4 separate regions of the Mus musculus genome follow, and regions 1, 2 and 3 are each linked to region 4. Evidence: chromatin loops called from intact Hi-C (ENCODE). Cell type or tissue: left cerebral cortex. All regions are shown on one strand.

What was found. Hi-C counts contacts between places; a loop is a spot of excess contacts. Peaks named below come from ENCODE experiments on the same cell type or tissue, not always from the same donor. Only the 100,000 strongest peaks of a DNase experiment are listed, where the experiment ranks them.
Region 1: a loop joins it to region 4, with 1.8 times the contacts of the local background. A loop is called at or near these places in 2 of 42 quality-filtered maps.
Region 2: it touches region 4 in a loop (4-fold over the local background); 5 of 42 quality-filtered maps call a loop at or near these places.
Region 3: it touches region 4 in a loop (4-fold over the local background); 8 of 42 quality-filtered maps call a loop at or near these places.

Annotation. Positions count from the first base shown.
Region 1 is chr4:116,941,188-116,946,187 of GRCm38, reverse strand. The region is part of intron 1 of Zswim5 (zinc finger SWIM-type containing 5); the gene reads right to left. It also overlaps the pseudogene Gm12998. Among named protein-coding and RNA genes, the nearest start is that of Gm22092, 21 kb to the right of the region's middle. In left cerebral cortex, no CTCF peak of the experiment used is centred here; a DNase peak (open chromatin) is centred at 1,909.
Region 2 is chr4:116,825,037-116,830,036 of GRCm38, reverse strand. All of the region lies in intron 1 of Gm12996 (a long non-coding RNA gene), which reads right to left. Among named protein-coding and RNA genes, the nearest start is that of Gm12996, 3.0 kb to the right of the region's middle. In left cerebral cortex, a CTCF peak has its summit at 2,075 (motif pointing left); a DNase peak (open chromatin) is centred at 2,061; H3K4me3 peaks cover 559 bases; H3K27ac peaks cover 538 bases.
Region 3 is chr4:116,988,649-116,993,648 of GRCm38, reverse strand. It overlaps Zswim5 (zinc finger SWIM-type containing 5), which reads right to left. Exons shown (of 14, transcript NM_001029912.2): 14 at 4,544-5,000. It overlaps Urod (uroporphyrinogen decarboxylase), which reads left to right. Exons shown (of 10, transcript NM_009478.4): 2 at 1-64; 3 at 182-261; 4 at 339-401; 5 at 626-823; 6 at 924-1,085; 7 at 1,891-2,028; 8 at 2,156-2,256; 9 at 2,351-2,417; 10 at 3,201-3,684. The coding sequence ends at 3,362. Among named protein-coding and RNA genes, the nearest start is that of Urod, 3.3 kb to the left of the region's middle. In left cerebral cortex, a CTCF peak has its summit at 2,089 (motif pointing right); a DNase peak (open chromatin) is centred at 2,089; H3K4me3 peaks cover 215 bases.
Region 4 is chr4:116,874,747-116,879,746 of GRCm38, reverse strand. It overlaps Zswim5 (zinc finger SWIM-type containing 5), which reads right to left and starts at 2,345. Exons shown (of 14, transcript NM_001029912.2): 1 at 1,684-2,345. The coding sequence starts at 2,287. In left cerebral cortex, CTCF peaks have their summits at 2,345 and 3,054; DNase peaks (open chromatin) are centred at 1,697, 2,064, 2,428, 2,909 and 1 more place; H3K4me3 peaks cover 2,821 bases; H3K27ac peaks cover 1,164 bases.

The sequences.
Region 1 (5,000 bases), 66 kb before region 4:
ATACAGCATACAGAGGCAACCTTTCTTGAAATACAGTGGATGGAACACTTTATTTAAGCAACTATGAGAAGAGCTAAGGCTACTGTGTCTGTGTATTGCCTGTAGATAAGAAGGGGTCTGACCTAGAAAATTAAAGAAATATGTTCTGTAACACTTTTATATGAAAGAAACTGGCCAGTGGTTTAAATGAAGAAAGCTTTAGAAGCCAGAGTGAATCTTACTAAAACCGAGGACTTGCCTCACTTCCAGGTTCTGCTGCACCCTTTGTCTTGCTATGCAAGTGCAGATGCCTACAATACACAAAGCCTGCAAGGCTGTGGAATGGAACTTGGTTCTGAAAGAAGCCCCATTTCTTTGGCATCAGCAGATATTTATATGACTTTGCAGCTAGCAGCCAAAAAGAAGGCCCCCCCCCTCAAAGACTTTGATACCTCATTGGACAAACTGCCCACTCTTAAATATATATAAAAGCTTTGCCTATTATACACAGCCCTGGGTGAACATCAGCAACGAAAAAAGGAGATGGAGAACATCCCAAGGCTAAGAGCTATTCCTTAGTATTCTGTGTGCGTGAACATATATGTGTGTGTGTGATATATCTAGTGGCTTGAAATTCCTATTGAGTTTGTTTTTTCTGTAGTGATTTAGAGGCTGCAATTTATGAGATATCTGACATTATATAATTCTCAAATAAAACATTTTTAAAACAGAATTTATATAGAATAATATCAATATAACAAGAGTCTTTCCTATAATTTATATTCAAATTTTAAATGGACTGCTGTTAGCTTCAACTGGTTTCTATAACATTTAACTAATATTTTTGAGACAGAATCTTTCTTCAGACTAGCTTTGAGTTCAGACCAATCCTCCTGCCTCAATCTTTTGCTTGTTAGGACTTCAGGCATGTACCACAACATCCGACTGTTTTTAAAACCACACACAGAACACGAGGGCTGGCAGGATGGCTCAGTCAGTGAAAGTCTTTGCTGCACAAGCTTCACTATCTGCGTCCATTCCTCAGATCCCACACTGGAAGGAGAGAACCAACTAACTCCTGAGGCAGTCTTCTGCCCTTCACAGGGTGCACTTCCACATTCTCTCTCTCACTCAATAATTTATTTATAGTATTACTGCTGTTGTTTGAGACAGGGTCTCGCTATATAGCTCTAGCTGTCTTATAACTCACTATATAGACCAAGTTAGCCTCAAATTCACAAACCATCTACCTCTTCCTCCCACCTGCTGGGATTAAAGGTGTACACCACCACCATACTTTGCTCAATAATTAAAAAAAAAAAAAAAACACATGGAGGAACGGTAGCACACACCTTTAATCATTTAGGGGGCAGAGGCAGATCTCTGTGAGTTTGAGGCCAGCCTGATCTCCACAGCAAGTTCCAGGATAGCCAGGGCTACACAGAAGCCCTATCTCACAATAAAAAAAAAAACCCAAAACCAAATAAAAACACAAGCTATTTTATTAGCTAACATTTAGTGCTTACTACATGCTAGACAGTATATTCTAAGTGTTTCCCATATGTTAACTAGTTAGGTCCTCAGAACAATGAAATGTCTGCTCTTTTTCCTTGCAGTAAGAAACTGAAGCTCGGGGAATAAAGGAACTCATTCAACATCGTACTTGAGCTAGAGCACAGGCAGGCAGTCTGGCTCCACAACCTGTACTGTTAACCACAGTGTAGTGAGAATGACACCATTGCATCTAAAGCATGTATCCAAAACTTTATAAAAGTAATTAGCAAGCATAATTCTACAAAGACGGGCTTCTGCATTAATGACAGACAAGTCAGTAAACTCTGACATCTGCCTGGTTTCCTGGGCAACTATTTGATGCAGCACTCTCACTGGAGGAATAAAGATGGGCTCGTGAACTACAAGACAGTCTCACCACCGCACATGAATCATCTGTGTGGAGTTCTAAAAGAGCACTTCTCAGCACAGCCCTCTGACACCATTCAAAGGCCTTTGTGTTTCTAAGTGTAAGAAAAGCTCCAGCAAAGCCAGGCAATTAAAACCACTTTGCTCACTGCTCTTTTGATTCCCCAAGGCCTCTAGGCAGGTGCTAATACACGAAAACGAGTGTCATTTCAGCCAACAGCAAGAAAAAGGACTGCTGTGATTTACTAATAGATTAATTTTTCCTTTAAAATTTTTCACATTGTATTTAATTTACTTACATTTAGTGTGTGTGTGTGTGTCTGTGTGTGTGTGTCTGTGTCTGTGTGTGTGGATGCGCAATCGCCACAGCATGTGTGTAGAGATCTTCTACTACATGGGTCCCAGGGAACGGAACTCAGGTCATCAGGCCTGGCAGGCACCATCTTGCTGGCCCTAGAACACATTTCCTTTTCATTTCTTTTTTTCTACACCAACCCCAACCCGCAAGATAGGGTTTCTCTGTGTAGTCTCGGCTGTACTGAAACTCACTTTGCAGACCAGCTTGGCCTCGAACTCACAGAGATCTGCCTCACTCTGCCTCTGTTTCCCCAGTGCTAGGATTAAAGGAGTGTATCAGCACACCTGGTTTAAGAATATGTTTTTCTTAAAGTCACTTTAAATACAACATATGTATAACTACACATGCAAACATACATACATAAACACACACACACACACACACACACACACACACACACACACACACACACGGCTCTATAAACTAAGTATTCCTTTGTATTAGACTGGCTTTATTTAAATAAATTTGGTTTTGATGAAAGTGTAGAATTAATTAGAATTTCTCATCTAATTCTTGCTTACTGGAAAGTCCAGCTGTATACAGCAGAAAATAAGGCAAGTTACTTTCTTTTTAGATCTGTTACCTAAAACAAAAACAAACAAAAGTAGCCATGAGAACTGTTAAAACTCCAACAATAACATTTATAAAATAACTAATTTCCTTCTTGGAAAACTTAACTCTCGATCTTACTAGCTAATGCTAACAAGTGCAGTGGGACAGTTCCAGAGACTAACAGTAAAATACACACATCAGGGATCAGGGGCTGAGTTACAACTCCAATAGCCCTCAAGTCCTTTTTGCCTCAGTTTCTTAATTATGCAAATGAACATAATGCTTAATCAGATTCATGTGAAAGTGCTTTCTAAAGAACACATTTACCCAAAATACCACTCAATAACAATCCCAACTAGCCAGGGCCAGGGCCTATATAAATTCCCAAGAAGCAGATGGCGCCCACACATTGGATCAGGGTGTGGAAGATAAAGTGAGGAGCAGTATTGTTATTCAGGAATACAAATGATGCTGCCCCATTACTCTGAACGCTACTTGGTTTGTTTGTATTAGAGAGGTCACCCTAAGCTTCTCAGAGCAGCTGAGTAAGCTGAAGGGTCCTTCTTGCTGCCATCTGCTCCCTTCCCAGACTCCTCTGGCAAATCAAGGGGTTCCCTTATATTAACCTCTAAAGAACAGCTATGGCCCTTTCTCTTCATCAGCCTCAGAAGGCAGCAGTCTCTATTCTCTGTATTAGCAACCAGAGCTAAAGACCAAAGCCTCCCAAATGCAGGCACTCACCTCTAGATATAGCTTTCCACCACCCAGTTCTCTAGAATTATGTTGTTTTGGCTTGCAATTCTATAAGGGAATTAAGTGTATGGTTTTAAAGTTTCAGGATTTTAAATAAATAAATATATCATATATATAATAATTTTAGAAGTATTTCATGTTAAAAAGAAAAATAACATATTTATCTGGAAAATTCATTTAAATATCTAACATACAGAAAACACAATTACTTTAAAGCAGTAATTTCACCAGGCATGACAGCATATACCTGTAATCCCAGCACTTGGGACATGCAGACAGGTGTATAAGGAGTTCAAAGTTATTGTCACCGTAAGCTACATAGAACATTTGAAGCTAGTCTGGGCTTTATGAGAGTTTCTCTCAAAACAAATAAACAGCACAAAGACCTCACTTTATGGTGCAAGATGAAGTTATATTGGTGGATAACCAATCAATTTGGAACTATAGATCAGAAATCTCTTTGGTTCAGAGATTTGAAAGAAACTATTACATACCTCAAACAGCTCTCTGTAAAAACAGTGTGCACGGGGGCTGCACCAGGCTAGCCCTAGCATGTATATCATAGCTTCCAGCTTAGTGTTTTATGGGATTCCTGAGTCTGTGAATGAGTAAGTTTTTTATTTTTGTGCCATCTCTTGGACTCTTTTTCCTTCTGTCTGTCTTATCGGACTTCAATATGATAGCTTTTATTTTATATTATTACATTTTGTTGTATTTTATTATTGTTTCTTAAAAGCCTGCTCTTTTCTAATAAGAGACAGAAAAGGATTGGTTCCAGGTGAGGTGGGCAGAACTAGGAGTAGAGGAAGGGGAAACCATAATCAGGAAAGATCATGTGAGAAAAGGAATCTATTGTCCTTTTTTGCTGGTTTTTCCAACAGGGTTTCCTGGCTGTCCTAGAATTCCCTCTATAGATCAGGCTGCTAGGCTGGCCTAGAACTCACAGAGATCCTCCTGCCTCTGTCAAGTGGCATGTGCCTCTGTGCCAGGCTAGGAATCTATTTTCATTAAAAGAGGGGGAAAAACCAGTGTTCACATATACAAAGTATACATGTTGCTAAAACAGGTGTTATATGGGTTCTCTCTGTGTGTGTGTACATGTATGAGATATGGACACACATACACATACCCCTCCCCACACACACACCAGCCTGGCCTCAAACTCCCTATGTAACTGAGGAAGATCTTGAACTTGTTAATGTATGTAAGACATACAGACAGGCAGACAGAAGCACAGACACACTCACATGCTCATGCACACACGCTCCCCAGGCTAGCCTCAAACTTCCTAGGCAGTTGAGGAAATTCTTGAATTTCTGATCTTCCTACCTCTATCTCCCAGGTGCTGGGATTACATGTGTGTACCACTATATCCTGTTTATTCGTTGTTGGGGATAGAATCCAGTGGTTTGTGTATGCACTTTACCAACTGAACTAC
Region 2 (5,000 bases), 50 kb after region 4:
ATAGGAACAAAAAGGATAAATGTTGCATCCAAATACACTAATAATTAACACTTAGCACCATGGATATAAAAAGCACTTAAGGCTAAATTACAATGAGCATAATAGCTATTCATTATTCAGCCCTGCTCCATATGGCATCCTGGCTTAGTAGATGGTGCTTGGGAACTAACTGGAGCCTAACTGCCCAGGTCTAAAACCCCATCCCACCGTTTGACAGCTCTGAGACTGTGGCGGGCAAGTTACTAAAGCTCTCCAGCCCCAGCCTTTGCATCTGCAGAGCTCAGACAATGAAAGCACATAACACACAGGGCCAAGTGAGCTCGCACTGTTTACAACGACACTTAAGCCTGGTTGGCCAAGCAATAACTGCTCAGTAAATGTTTATGGCATTAAATACATAGCTCGGCCAATTTTAGGCCTCAAAACAAACTTGTGACGTATACATATTATCTCTATCAGTTGAGGAAGTTAATATTTAGGGGTTAAATGACTTTCTCAAGATCATTGTCTTAAGGTTTCTATTGTTGTGATAAAACAGCAAGACTAAAAGCATCCTGGGAGAAAGGGGTTTATTTGAGTCACACTTCCATGTTGTAATCTATCATCAGAGGAAGTCAGGGCAATGCTAAACATACACCCTTAGTCCCAGTACAGAGGAAGATGGATCTCTGTGAGTTCAAGGCCAGCCTGGTCTATAAAGTAAGTTTCAGGATAGCCAAGGCTACAAAGAGACACCCTGTCTTGACTGACTGACTGATTGATTGATTGATTAATTAATTAAAACTGTTTGAGGGGTGTTTGAATTTTGTTTTATAACATGAAAAGATACGAAATTTGGCTTATTATATGTCCCAGGGAGTGGATATGTGGCTGTCAGACTATTGTGTGGCCACTGTCCATTCAAGTCAGAACTCAGTCTATACACAACCAGTTCTTGTTTAATACGGAATTTGTAGCCAAAGCTCAACTTAAGAGAAACCATTGAGGGCTGGTGAGATGGCTCAGTGGGTAAGAGCACCCGACTGCTCTTCCAAAGGTCCAGAGTTCAAATTCCAGCAACCACATGGTGGCTCATAACCATCTGTAACGAGATCTGACTCCCTCTTCTGGAGTGTCTGAAGACAGCTACAGTACTTACATATAATCAATAAATAAATCTTTTAAAAAAAAAAAAAAGAGAGAAACCATTGAGATGGTTCAATCCCCAGAACCCATGGAGGAAGGAGAGAACTGACTCCCCAAGGCTGCCTCCAACCTATATACACACACACACACACACACACACACACTGTATACACACTAACAACAATAATAATAAATAAAATACAACTTTTGAATGAATAGATAAATTGTACAATGCCCGGGAAGAAGAGGAGTTTTGCCTTGCCTTTGTTGTAGCCATTTAAGGAACTCAAACGCTGGGTGAGGTGTTGTATTAATGTAAACCAGGACATAAACATAATCTTCTCTATTTATCTGGGATTGCCCCAGTTTGTTTTGAGACACAGTTTTGCTATGTAGTCCTGGCTAGCCATAATTCATTAGTAGATCAGACTGGCCTCAAACTCACAGAGATCGGTAGATCTCTGCGTCCCTAGTGCTGAGTTTAAAGGCATGGATCTTTGCTTGGCTTTGTGGCCCATGCCTGTAACCCAAGCAACTTGGGAAGCTAGGATAACATTGTTCCGGGAACTTGTGAGTTTCCAGTCAGTCTCCTGAATTCCAGGCTATCCTGTAAGAGAGTACTCATTGTGAGACTGAGATTCTGTCTCCTTGAGGGGAAAAAAAAAACAAGTGAAGAACACCACTGGCGAATCACCATCCAGGTTCCTTCTTGGGTTTAGCACTCAGTTTTCTTTGAAGTGTCTAAAATTCAGCCCTGAAGAATCTGGGGTGGTAAGTCACCACCCTATCAAAGCAGCCTTTCCAGGGAGGAGGGAGATTTCAAATCTCGGGGAAGAATCTGGGTTGTACATCACCCCTCCCAGCTTGCTGGGAGGGTAGACCAGACCAGCACCTCTCCTGGAAGCAAGGGCAAGAGCTGGTTAAAATGAGGCCAATGGTGACACCTAGAGGTCATATGAAAAACTGCAACTTTCGAACGACCTATTTGGCCCTTAAGGGCTTTATTTAGTTGGTTCATTCATAAATATTCACTGACCTCTCAACACATGCCAACTCTTATGCTAGACACTAAGCAAAAGTCCGAAGGATCTGAGAAGACATTTCAGTCAACTGGGATTTACGCCGATGTCTACTGATCAAGAAAATGTTTACCAGGTCAGTCCAAGGGAAAACATTCAGGCAGCAAAGACAAGAGCTTGGGTGGTAGCATAAAATCTCACAGGATTGCCAGGCATGGTGGCGCACGCCTTTAACCCCAGCACTCGGGAGGCAGAGGCAGGCAGATTTCTGAGTTCGAGGCCAGCCTGGTCTACAAAGTGAGTTCCAGGACAGCCAGGGCTATACAGAGAAACCCTGTCTCGAATCCCCCCCCCCAAAAACAAAAAACAAAATAAACAAACAAAAAAACCCTCACAGGATCTAATTATATTATGGGGGATGAGAATATTAATAACAAACTAACAAACACCAAGCAGGAGCAGGCCAGTGAGACAGATCAGCAGGTAGGGGGCCTGCGGCCAAGCCTGAATATCTGAGTTTGATTCCCCAGGATCCACATGATGAAAGGAGAGAGCCAGTTCCCCAGGATCGTCCTCTGCCCCCCACACATGCAACACGACAAGAGCAGACCTAAAGTCTATACACACTCCATGCACAAAGTAAATACATTTAATTTGAAGGTTGGGGAGCAGAGGGAAATAAATCAATTTAAAAAAAAAGGGGGGCAAGTTCATCAGGGCCTAATTTGCCACAGGAAATAGTTCTGTCCTGAGCCCGAGCCTAAGCACAGTTGGACTTTACTGAAGAATTTCAAGCAGGGCAGGAAACTAGACCTCGCCTCTCAGTTCTTACTCAAGTGCATGAAGGCAGTTACAAATTACTCTATTGCCTCGGTTATGGGAAATAGTGGAGACAGAAGAGGAAAGCTCTGAGGAGTCAGAGGCATTACAGAGACAGAACCGGGACACACCTCGAGGTGAGGACTGTGGTGTTAGGAGGGGATCTGGCATGTGCAGGTCTCTGGCTCAGGCAGCTGCCAAGAGGATAAGAGTACAGTGTTGGGTATGGTGGACTTTGAGAGACCCATCCAAGCCAGAAGAGCAGCTAAATAATGTCAGCAAGAGAGACATCTGGAGGAGGACAGTGAAGAGCTAGGATAGTTAAGAACAGGCAAAGGGCTCAGCACTTGGGTGGTAGAGGCAGGAGGACCCGGAGTTCATAGTCTTCTTCCTCAGTTATACAGTGAGCTCAAGACTAACCAAGGCTACATGAGACCCTGCCTCTATAAGAGATGACACACAAAAGCTGGCAGAGGAGATGCAACAGGGCCAGTGGGGGAGTGGGCACGGCACCATGGAACTGGGGAAAACAAGGAGAAGAGAATGGTCAACTATATCAAACCTTTCCACGGTTGTAAGGGCTAAAGACTGAGTACCGAGCAACATAAAATTCATTGATGATGTCAGAGCCTTATAGGTCGGCGTGGCCGGAAAAGTCACATTACAGACAATTAGAGTAAAAGTACTCTATTAAAAGTACTAACCTGCCTGTGTAGATAGATACTGTTTATTTGTTTGTTTGTTTGTTTATTATTTGTGTGGTACTGATAGAACCTGGGTCCTCATACATGCCAGCCAAGTGAACAATATCCTGGTTTGTTTTATTTATTTATTTATTTATTTATTTATTTATTTATCGAGACAGGGTTTCTCTGTATAGCCCTGACTGTCCTGGAACTCACTCTGTAGACCAGGCTGAACTCGAACTCAGAAATCCGCCTGCCTCTGCCTCCCAAGTGCTGGGGTTAAAGGCGTGTGCCACCACGCCCGGCCCAAGAGTCCTTCCATTGAGCAGTATCCTCGGTCTCTCTAAGTTGCCCAACTGTCCTTACATTTGCTCTGAAGGCCTGAAGAGAATTCCTGGAAGTTGTCCTCCACGTGTCTGTGACACACACGTGCTGGCACACACACACATGTAGAGCTGTATGTATTTTGTGCCCCCCACCTGTGGTCCTAGTGTTGGAAGGCTGACTAGGAAGGCTGCCAGGAAGTTGAGGCCAGCCTGGGCTACAGAATTAGACCCTGTTTCAAAGAAACAATAAAACCAGGATATTGTTCAAGGGTGGTCACCACAACCGCAAGTGAAACTGTACTCCTAAGATCCCAACTCCTCATTTCCCCTCCTCAGTTCTGGAGGCCACCATTCATCTGTGTCTATGATCCTAACAACTCCAGAATAGACTTCATGTAAGTGGAATTGTACAGTATTTGACATTGTGTTTTGGTTTTGCTGTTCGGGGTGTTAACCCGGCTGGGACTTCTAGTATGCTAGGGAAGCAGGCCCTTTACATTGAAGCTATATCCACAGCCCATCTTTCTTTCCCTCCCTCCTGCTGGTTCCTTTCACTTAGGGGCCCTTTCTACAACTAAATGAAATCGGGGATGCCTCTCCCCTGGCTTGAATATTCTTACTCCCACCTTACTGTGCACTTTAAAAGTTAAATTGGGCTAGGCAGGGGTGGCCACGCCGCCTTTAATCCAAGCATTCAGGAGACAGGCAGAAGGGTCTCTGATTTCAAGGTCAGCCTGGTCTACAGAACAACCCAGGTTACACAAAGACACCTTGTCTCCAGAAACAAAACAGCAAAAAATCAGTTAAGTTGGGGCTGGGGATGTAGCTCCGTTTGTGGCATGCTTGCCTAGCACGCATTGGGTCTTAGGTTCCAAGTTCCATCCTCAGCATTTCATAAACCAAGCGCGGTGCACACATATAATCCCAGCACTCTGGAGGCAGACATAGTGATCTCAGTTACAAAACGCATTAGAGACCAGTCTGGGCTACATGAGGCTCTGTACGTTTTGTTGTTTTAATTCCTT
Region 3 (5,000 bases), 110 kb before region 4:
TGGGGAGAGGAAACAGACTATACTCCCGTTTGGTGCATGAGACAGGCAGGCCGCTACTTACCAGGTCAGGGGCAAAGCTGTGGTCTAGATAAAACCTGAAATTCTAGATGGTGAAGATAGGAGAAGATAGTAACTTTGGAAGACCTTGTGGCTGAGTCCTGTCCTCCATCTCCCCTTGTAGAGTTTAGGGAAACCAGGGCTGCCCAGGACTTCTTCAGCACCTGCCGATCTCCCGAGGCTTGCTGTGAACTGACTCTACAGGTGAGGGCCCCACGAACCAGGGTGGGGTTCATGCCCCCAGTGTGTCTCCTTACTAACCTACTTGCTATTCCCTGCAGCCACTACGAAGGTTTCCTCTGGATGCTGCCATAATTTTCTCTGACATCCTTGTTGTACCCCAGGTACTCAATCCTGATCCTGGATTGTGGACTTTAAAAAAAGAGGGGAGAGGGAGGAAGGCACTCATTGGAAATCCTCTGTCTTGTCAGGTTTAAATACATAACGGGGAAGCGGCAAACGCTAGGGATGGAGTTTGCAGGAGGTTTTAGTCTTTTCTTTGTTGCATACGTTGAACAGAAACCTCTGAGTTCCAGGCTGTGTACCCATATATTTTATCCCCCTTAAGGCATTGGGCATGGAGGTGACCATGGTACCTGGCAAAGGACCCAGCTTTCCAGAGCCATTAAGAGAAGAGCGGGACTTAGAGCGTCTACGGGATCCAGCAGCAGCGGCTTCAGAGTTAGGCTATGTGTTCCAAGCCATCACCCTTACTCGACAACGGCTGGCCGGACGTGTGCCACTAATTGGCTTTGCTGGTGCTCCGGTAATGCGGCCAGGGGTGTGGATGGGAGCATGGAGAGGTCAGGCTCCTAGGTCTGGAATAGACAAGGGATCCTGTGTCTGCCGTCCTCATCTTTTTGTAGTGGACCCTAATGACATACATGGTTGAAGGCGGCAGTTCAAGCACCATGGCTCAGGCCAAACGATGGCTCTACCAAAGGCCACAGGCCAGTCACAAGCTGCTTGGCATACTCACTGATGTTCTGGTCCCATACCTAATAGGACAAGTGGCTGCTGGTGCTCAGGTGAGTCTTTAGGGACAAATAGGTAAATGGTTTCCCAAACTGGAGAAAGCAGGGATGTTACTTTTCCTCCAATGATCTGGTTAGAGTATCTAAGTGGTTTTCAACCTTCCTAATACTGTGACCCTTTAATACAGTTCCTCATGGTGTGGTGACCCCCAACTATAAAATGATTTTGTTGCTAATTCATAGCTGTACTTTTCCTACTGTTGTAAATTGTAATGTAAATATCTGGTATACAGGAGATCTGATATGCGACCCCTGAGAGAGGGTCATTCCACCCAGAAGGGGTTGTGACCCACAGGTTGAGAACCATGTAGATTCTTAGCCCTTCCTGAGACTGTCAGCAGGGCTTTAAGGTCTGAGGGTCTGGAGAAGGTAAAACTTTATTGTTATTATTATTTTTGATTCACCTGTTTCTGCCTCCCCAGTGCTCGGGTTAAAATCATGTGCACCACTGCCTGCCCCTCTCTCTTTCTTTCTCTCTCTTTTCTTTTTTCTCTTTTCTCTTTTCTTTTCTTTTTTCTTTTCTTTCTGTGTATCCTTGGTTGTCCTGAAACTCAATCTGTAGACTAGGCTGGCCTCAAACTCACAAACTCACAGGTCCCCCTACCTCTGCTTCCCAAGTGCTGGGATTAAAGGTGTGCACAACCGCTGCTGGTTTCTATTTTTTCTTTTAAGGCAAAACTTGTTGTGCCTCAGGGAATGTGTCAGGGTTTAAAGTCACCTGAGGAGAATTAAGATATCATGTGTCTATGGAGCCTGAGGTACTTCCTCTTTGTGTGTTTTTCTTGTCACCTGTTTATAGGCATTGCAGCTCTTTGAGTCCCACGCAGGACATCTTGGCACCGAGCTCTTCAGCAAGTTTGCACTGCCCTACATTCGTGATGTGGCCAAGCGAGTGAAGGCTGGGTTGCAGAAGGCAGGCCTGGCACCAGTGCCCATGGTGAGGACTGGGACAGGTGGAGTGAAGGTTGCAGCACTCAGCCTGCATAAACTGAAATCACCACTGGAGGGCAGCAAAAGTGCACCCGAGAAAGGCTTAGCATCAGCGATCTGCTCTTTCTCTCCAGATCATCTTTGCTAAGGATGGACATTTTGCCCTGGAAGAGCTGGCCCAGGCTGGCTATGAGGTAGTTGGACTTGACTGGACAGTGGCTCCAAAGAAAGCCCGGTGAGTGACAGAGGAGTGGGCAGGAGAGGCTGAGGTGGAGGAGGTAAAATCCCCAAATAATGCAGCGAGACTGTGGCAATGGCTCTGCTTCCAGGGAACGTGTCGGGAAGGCAGTGACCCTGCAGGGGAACCTGGATCCCTGTGCCTTGTATGCATCTGAGGTAATAATTGGGTCCAACATAAGTGTACAAAGTTTTCTCTGTGTACTGTGCAATAGTTGGGAATCACATGTGTATGGTTTATTGTACCTGTCTCTCCTTTCCTCAGTTCTGTACACACAATGTAAACTCTAAGAAAGCAGGACATTTTTACAATTTAAATTTTATTTTTGTGGCTGTCCATTTGTCTGTCCCACCCACGGACACTCCTTGAAGCTAAGGACCCAACCCAGAACCTTGTGCTTGCTTGCTGGGCAGGCTTTCTACCACTGAGTTAAGTTCCTAACCCTGCCTCCCTGTTTTGAGACAGAGTCTCATGTAGCCCAGGTTAGCCTCAACCTCACTGTATTGCTGAGGTTGGCCAGGAACTTGAGGTTCCTGCCTCTCTCCCCTAAAGTGCTAGGATTATGGATATACCCCATCACACCCAGCTCTCATTTGTATTTTTTGGAAATATTTATTTTTTATTATTGTGTGTTGGGTCTGTATCTATGGTGCATATGAGGAGGTCTAGGACAACTTTGTGGAGTCAGTTTTCTTCTTCTACCTTTGTACGGGTCCTAGTGATTGAACGGAGGTCATCAGAGGTTGCATAGCAAGCACCTGACCTGCTGAGTCACCTCACAGGCTCCCCACTTCTATTTTCTTAATGTTTGGGACATATGAGGAGTCTGATACGTTGTTAATGACAGTCACACTGTGTAGAAGCACTCCTGTGCATGTGTGTGGAGGGAGGATGCAGCTTTGCTGGCCTCTCCTGTAGACAGTACCCTCTTGGTTCTCTAGGAAGAGATCGGTCGGCTGGTGCAGCAAATGCTGGATGACTTTGGGCCTCAACGCTACATTGCCAACCTAGGGCATGGGCTTTACCCTGACATGGACCCAGAACGTGTAGGAGCCTTTGTGGATGCTGTACACAAACATTCACGCCTGCTTCGACAGAATTGAGTACATGCCTTTCTGCTCAAGTGCCACCAACAGAGATTGTTTCCAGGAGAATAAAACTTCCAGAGTTGGAGTCTAGCATGTTCTTTTGTAAAGGCTTATGTCCTGATCCTCAGTTCTTTCTGAAGCCCCCTCCTTTCCTGCCCAGCCCCCCCCCGTTTCTCTCTCTCTCTCTCTCTCTCTCTCTCTCTCTCTCTCTCTCTCTCACACACACACACACACACACACACACACACACACACACACACACACACACACACGACCTCAAACTCACAAAGATCCACCTACCTGCCTCTCAAGTGCTGGAATTAAAGGCGGTACCAGCAGCCCGGCTCCTTTGTTCCTTTTGTTATGCTTCCTCTGCATAGTCTCCCCCAGTCTGGGGCTCAGGTATCAGGGAAGACGTGAGCACACACTACAGCATTAACACCAGGCTCACACTACCGATATGCTAACAGCCATGCGAGCTCAGGAGTGACATGATAATAGGTACAGCTTTCCAGGTAGTTGGAGCTATGGCATTTATAGACAAGGGTCAGGGTCCCTGTAACACAGGGCTGTGTGTCTCTGAAGGAAGGAGAAGCAGCTCAAAAGGGGGCACAGAAGATGCTAAAACACTTCAGAGTTCAGGAGGGAAAGAGGAGCTAAAGGAAACAGGAACTAAGGAGACTTCAGTTTTGATGCCGTCGTATGGGAGGGCAGAAACATACAGAGCTTAGTTGCTTAAGATCGTAGCCTTAGGCAAAAAGGTCTCTGAAGCCAAAGGGTCCTCTGGCCTTTAAGTTCACTGTGCACCATCTTCTGAGAATACCCACTGGTGTTCTCAGACTCTTGTGCCCTGATCACCGTGTGGTATTAGGAGAGTACTGTTTCCTAGGTCAGAGTCTCGGGGTGCCTTAGAGCTATGGGCATGGGTGTGATGTGAGGAATCTTCCAACTGGTCATTACATCTCTGTTTAGGCCCAACCAGCTCCCTGTCCCATCAAAGGAGAGAAGGGCCTCATTTACTGAGAGAACACAATTTCTGCTTTTAGAAAAATCATTTCTGTGAGCCATGATTTATTCATAGAAAAGCACTGAGTTCACATACTTGCTAAAAAAGGGCAATCATGATACAGAAATGGGAGTGGCTTCTCCTTTTTTTGCCAACCCATTGGGCTGAGACAGTGTAGGGGCCCTTGGCTGGACAGTAACACATTTATTAGTAGCCACGAACAGCGAATACAACTTACTGGTCAGCTTGGAATAAAAAAGATGACAAGTAGGTTTCAAAGAGAAAAATAAAGTCAGTCAGACAGAAAGGTCCTCAGTTCATTCTCTAACTACACCACCCCTTCCCTATCAAACCCCACCCAACTCAGGAACTAAGACAAAACAGTAAACACCGAAGACACCTGTATCCAACTGAGTCTTCTGAATGCCCTTGCTACCTCCTATAATTCCAGGCTAAGCATAGGGGTCATGAAGTAGTACAAACGTGATACACTGTGGAGGTCAGCATGGGCTAAGATGGGGCTTATCCGCTAGAACTAGAAACTAGGAAGGGCAAGGCTAAAGGAATACCAGCCTCAGCCTCCGAGTGAGCTACCAATGAGATTATGATGAGAGTAGGCAGAGGAAGTTTGAGGTAGAGAGTTGGAG
Region 4 (5,000 bases):
ACAGCTCTATGGTAGCAGGCTTGCCTAGCATGCCAGAGGCCCTAGGTTCAATTCCCAGCACTGGGAGGGTGGGGGTGGGGAAATAAAACTCATCTCCCTTATATGTTCCCTTAAAATTTGAAATTCTTTCAAACCCATTTCTATCCCTAAGACAACCACTTGAACTAACTTTTACCAATTTATAATGTTTTAAATAAGAATCTTTAAAAGTTAACTGTCCTAAGCTCTCAGAAAGATTAAAGCTTATAGATTAATAAAATGAAACACATTAATTTTCATGTTTTCAACACTTCAATATTAAAGCTGTCTACCCTAATTGCCTATTTATCCAACTCATTCTTTCTAAAATATACACAAATACACAAAGCACTAGCATCTTTCAAATAAGCAGAATGAATATTCATTTCATATTTATTTAAAAATTATAATATGCTTTTTAAAAATACGACAGAATCTATTCATTCTTAATAACTAGGAGAGACTGTTCTATGTAAGAAACTGTGATGTACTAGTTTTCAAAGGAAAATAATTCCAAATATGTTGGTTTTACCTGAAGAGAAGACAGCTGGATGTTTGGATTTATATATATGCATGTGTCCCTGAGCCTGTGAAATGTCCTTCATTCAACTTTAGAGAAATCACTATTTCCCTTAGTAAATATAAGCATATAGTGTACAATAATGTGCATAGAGATGTGCACTTCCAGAATGCTATAATAATTCAAATAGGACCCCCCATAAATGTTTTAATATTATGCATAGCAAATCAATGTTAAACAATGTCGTTTCTTTCTTCCTCCGTAATCATTTCACAAATCAGGTACACTTTAAATACTTAATAAGATTAACAAACTAACTAGACGCTCAAGAGAACGAGTAGATTTTTTAAAATCAGTTTCCATTTTTGTACAAACAAAAAGATAAAACAAAAGCGAATACGAGGACGCGTTAAATGAAAGCATTTGAAACATCCAACGTGACTGGCTTTTGATTTACCCCAGTCTGACAAGGAAGGCAGACCCCGCCCCCACTCCAGATTGTGTAGCTTTTTTCCCCCTTTCCCATGGATGGGGGTGTAGAAAAGAGAAGCTGTCACATTTCCATCTTCCGTTATTGTTAATCTGCAGCCTAGATTCCCAGGCATCACTGGTCGGGGGGAGGGATATTAAAACAGACAATTTAAATTGTCTAAAATGCACAGTATTCTGTTGCTTTTTCCGATGTGAAAGTTAATTACACTCAGATTCAATCTGCTATAACTACAGATTGACTGTGACAGCCTGTCCCTCAAACATTCCCTCTAAAACCTATTGCTCCCTTTCCCTCCTTTCCCTCTAAACTTAAATCAGTAAAACGCGTTTCGAAAAGGGCACATCACACGGTTATTCCTTTAGTATGAGAGTATAGGGGGGAGAGAGAGAGAGAGAGAGAGAGAGAGAGAGAGAGAGAGAGAGAGAGAGAGAGACCTACTCGCTCTTCAAACAAAAAGAAAAAGAAATAGGGCAGCCGGTAGGGGAAAGAGCAGTAGTGGACCTGAAGGAAACCTTGGGAAAAGTTTTTTATGCCACTTTTTTGTCCTTGGCGGGGATGCCGGAGTTGGGCAGAAAGCCTGGGTTTTGACCCAGGGCTTGGGAAGGCACCTGCAGAAGAGGCAGGGGGCCGAGAGGGGCCGGGCAGCACCTACCGACTTGAAGCACGTTCTCCACGGAGCCGCTGTCCAGCAGACGGATGCCCCGGCGGAACGGCAGCCCCTCGCCGCCGCCGCAGCCGCCGCTCGCCGTTCCAGTCCCAGCGCCCAGCCCGGGGGACGAGCCCGCCCCGGCGGCCCCGGGGGCGGAGCCGGCCGGAGCGGCGGCCCCGGGGGGTGGCGGCGGCCCCTCCTCGACCGGCGAAGCCCCCGCCGCGCCGGCAGCCGCGCCGGCTCCCGGGCCGCCCCGGTACTGGAAGCTGGAGTACATGCAGATCTCCCGCTCATTCCGCGGGAAGGACCAGTAGACGATGCGGCGCTGCACCGGCTCCGGGATCCGCTCGAAGCGCTCCTCCACCCGCTCGTACGCCCACTTTTCCGCCACCGTCTTGGCGGCGCAGTCCAGCAAGGACTCCGGCTGCAGGTGGGGGCGGGCCCCGGGGGCCAGGCAGCCGCCGCCGCCGCCCCCCGCCCCTCCGCCGGCTGCCCCGGGAGTCCCGCGGGGGTGGTGAGCTTGCGGGCTGGGCCAAGAGCACAGCCTCTTGGCCGGAGAGATCGGCGGCGGCGAAAGCAGCTCCTCTCGCTCACCTCCTTCCGCCATTGCTGGGGACTGACTGACTGACTGATTGAGGCGGAGGCGGCTGCTCGGGCTGCGGCGGAGACCCCAGCCACGGCCACGCGCCCCGCGCAAGCGCCCAGCGGCGGCGCTGTGGGGAGGGGGCGGGGCGAACGAACCCACGAGCCCGCCGGCCCGAGTGGGAAGCCGGGGCGCCGGTCCCGTGCTCGCGCCGCTCGGGCCGGCGCTGGTTGGCCTGAGGACCAGCGCGAGGCGACGCGCGCCGTCCGGGGCCGCCGCGGGCGCGAGGAGACGCGGGGGCGAGCACAGACTGCGGGCGCGCTCCGGGCGCAGCCAGCCCGGAACACAATCCGAGCGCTCGTGCGGGGCCGCGGGCCGCCAAGGACGAGGAGCGCCCGGCACCAGGTGCCTCCGGCGCACCTGCGGGCGGGCGAGGATGGCCGCGTGGCCAAATGAAAAGACCCGGCCGCCAGCTGTCGCCATGAAGTAACAGGCTTGAGGGGCATGAGGAGAGGAAACAACTCCAGTGAGGCTCCTGCAGCAGACAGAACGGACAAGCGACTGTCGCAACCCAAGGGGCACCAACCAAGCAGAAAGATGCTAAGAAGGAAGCCACCGGGTGGGAGTAGAGGGTAGAATCAAAAAGTTCGCGGGATGAAAACTCTCCCCGTGTCACAATATAGGACAGCATCGGCGTCCCCGCCGGCTCAGAAACTGGCTAAGTCCATCAGCCAGTCCGAACAATGGGGCGCCAGGACCTCACTGCTGAGGCAGCAGCACCCTCGTGGGGTTCTTTGAGGGGTTTAGCACCTTGCATCCTACAGGGGGCGGGGGGGGGGGGAGGAACCAACACTTTTGTGTAGTTTCTGATAGAATTCTCTGATCCCTTACCTCGGGTTTAAATTAGGATTTTCATGTTTTTCTTGTCCGTCTTCTATTCATTCCCCTGAATTTACCTAAAATTTAATGCGTCTTTTGTTATTTGATGTCTAACTGCCTAACTCCATAACAATGAAGGTCATGTCCATTTTCTTCACTGTGGTGTCCCCTCACCCAGGTACATTAGTGGGTACTCACGAGTGACAACTTCAACAGTAACTTCTTCATAAACACGGAGTTGTGACATAATCACTACAACTTTTAAAAAGTTCCAGGAACTGTATTAGAAAACATCCTATAGCTGAGTTCAGCTAGAGAGAGTAGTACAAAGAACGAATAAGAGAAGGTAGACTGCAGCCAAATTAGTTTGGTTTTGCAGTAATCTCTGAAGAAAAGAGCTCCGGCTATAACCTAGATGTGAATCGCTCTTAATGGTCGTGTGGTGCTAATCACGACTCATGATTTGTAAAAGGAAGCTGACAACAATATCTGTGCATATAGCATGTAAGAATTAAATATGTGGTCAATTGCTTCTTTCATAAACATTTTCAAAAATAATATTTCAGAAATAATATGATATTATTTCTGCAAGTATAATTGAATTATTATGAAGTATCAGTCTCTGCTTAAATGAATCTTAAATGAATCACCTACCACAGTCATGGGCTTTCATAATGCCCATTCTTTTCAGAATTGTGTGTGTGTGTGCGTGCACACGCACAAGTACGCCTGTGTGTGTCTTCTTTAATGTCAGTCTCCTTGACTCCACTAATAGATTTGTAAAGACAGAAATCATTTCTAAGTAAGGGATGATTATCACCTGCCATAATTCTTAAAAAATGAAAGTTGCTTGAAGAATATTGAATTTTTAAAATAGAAAGGAAAATGATGATAGACAATAGGGAAGAAAAGAACATTTGATTTTGAATCAGCCAGTGTGTTACTTTGATTTAATCAGTTGTTGACAAGCATGATTAAAAGACCATGAGACAGGAACAAAAACTGTTACTTAAACATAGTAACAGTAAAGTTTGAATTAAGCAAAAAATTTTGAGGACACTACAAAGTAAAAGAATAGCATATCTGAGCCTGTGTTCCTGGTGGTGAGGACCCGGGTGACCAACAGCTTGTTGAGCAACATGCCTAAGGTTTTGTTTTTTGGTTTTTGTTTTGTTTTGTTTTTGTGACTACTGTGGTACGTGTCTTTTTTTTTTTTTCCTTCAATTTTTTATTAGATATTTTCTTCATTTGCATTTCAAATGCTATCCTGAAAGTCCCCTATACCCTCCCCCTGCCCCTGTCCTGCTCCCCTACCCACCCACTCCCACTTCTTGGCCCTGGCTTTCCCTTGTACTGGGGTATATAAAGTTTGCAAGACCAAGGGGCCTCTCTTCCCAATGATGGCCTACATATGCAGCTAGAGACACAAGCTCTGGGGGTACTGGTTAGTTCATATTGTTGTTCCACCTATAGGGTTGCAGACCCCTTCAGCTCCTTGGGTGCTTTCTCTAGCTCCTCCATTGGGGGCCCTGTATTCCATCTTATAGATGACTGTGAGCATCCATGTGGTAGTGTTTTACCCGAGATTCTCTGACTGTGAGGAAGACACACTGCAGTGGTCAGAGACACAAAGAGAATGTGAAAGACTTACCAGAAACGGATGGAAGAACAGGCCCAGAGCCTGAATGACAAAACAACAGCTGCATTTCAACAAGGAAAGATCCCTCCTGCTCTGTTTTCTGCTCCTCTGCCTGCAGGGGCCATGATCCCACCTCCCCCCAGTCTCCGGGGTCCTCCCTGGCCTGGCATGAAGCCTGCACCCCACATGGGAGGCCCTCCCATGATGCCAATGATGGGT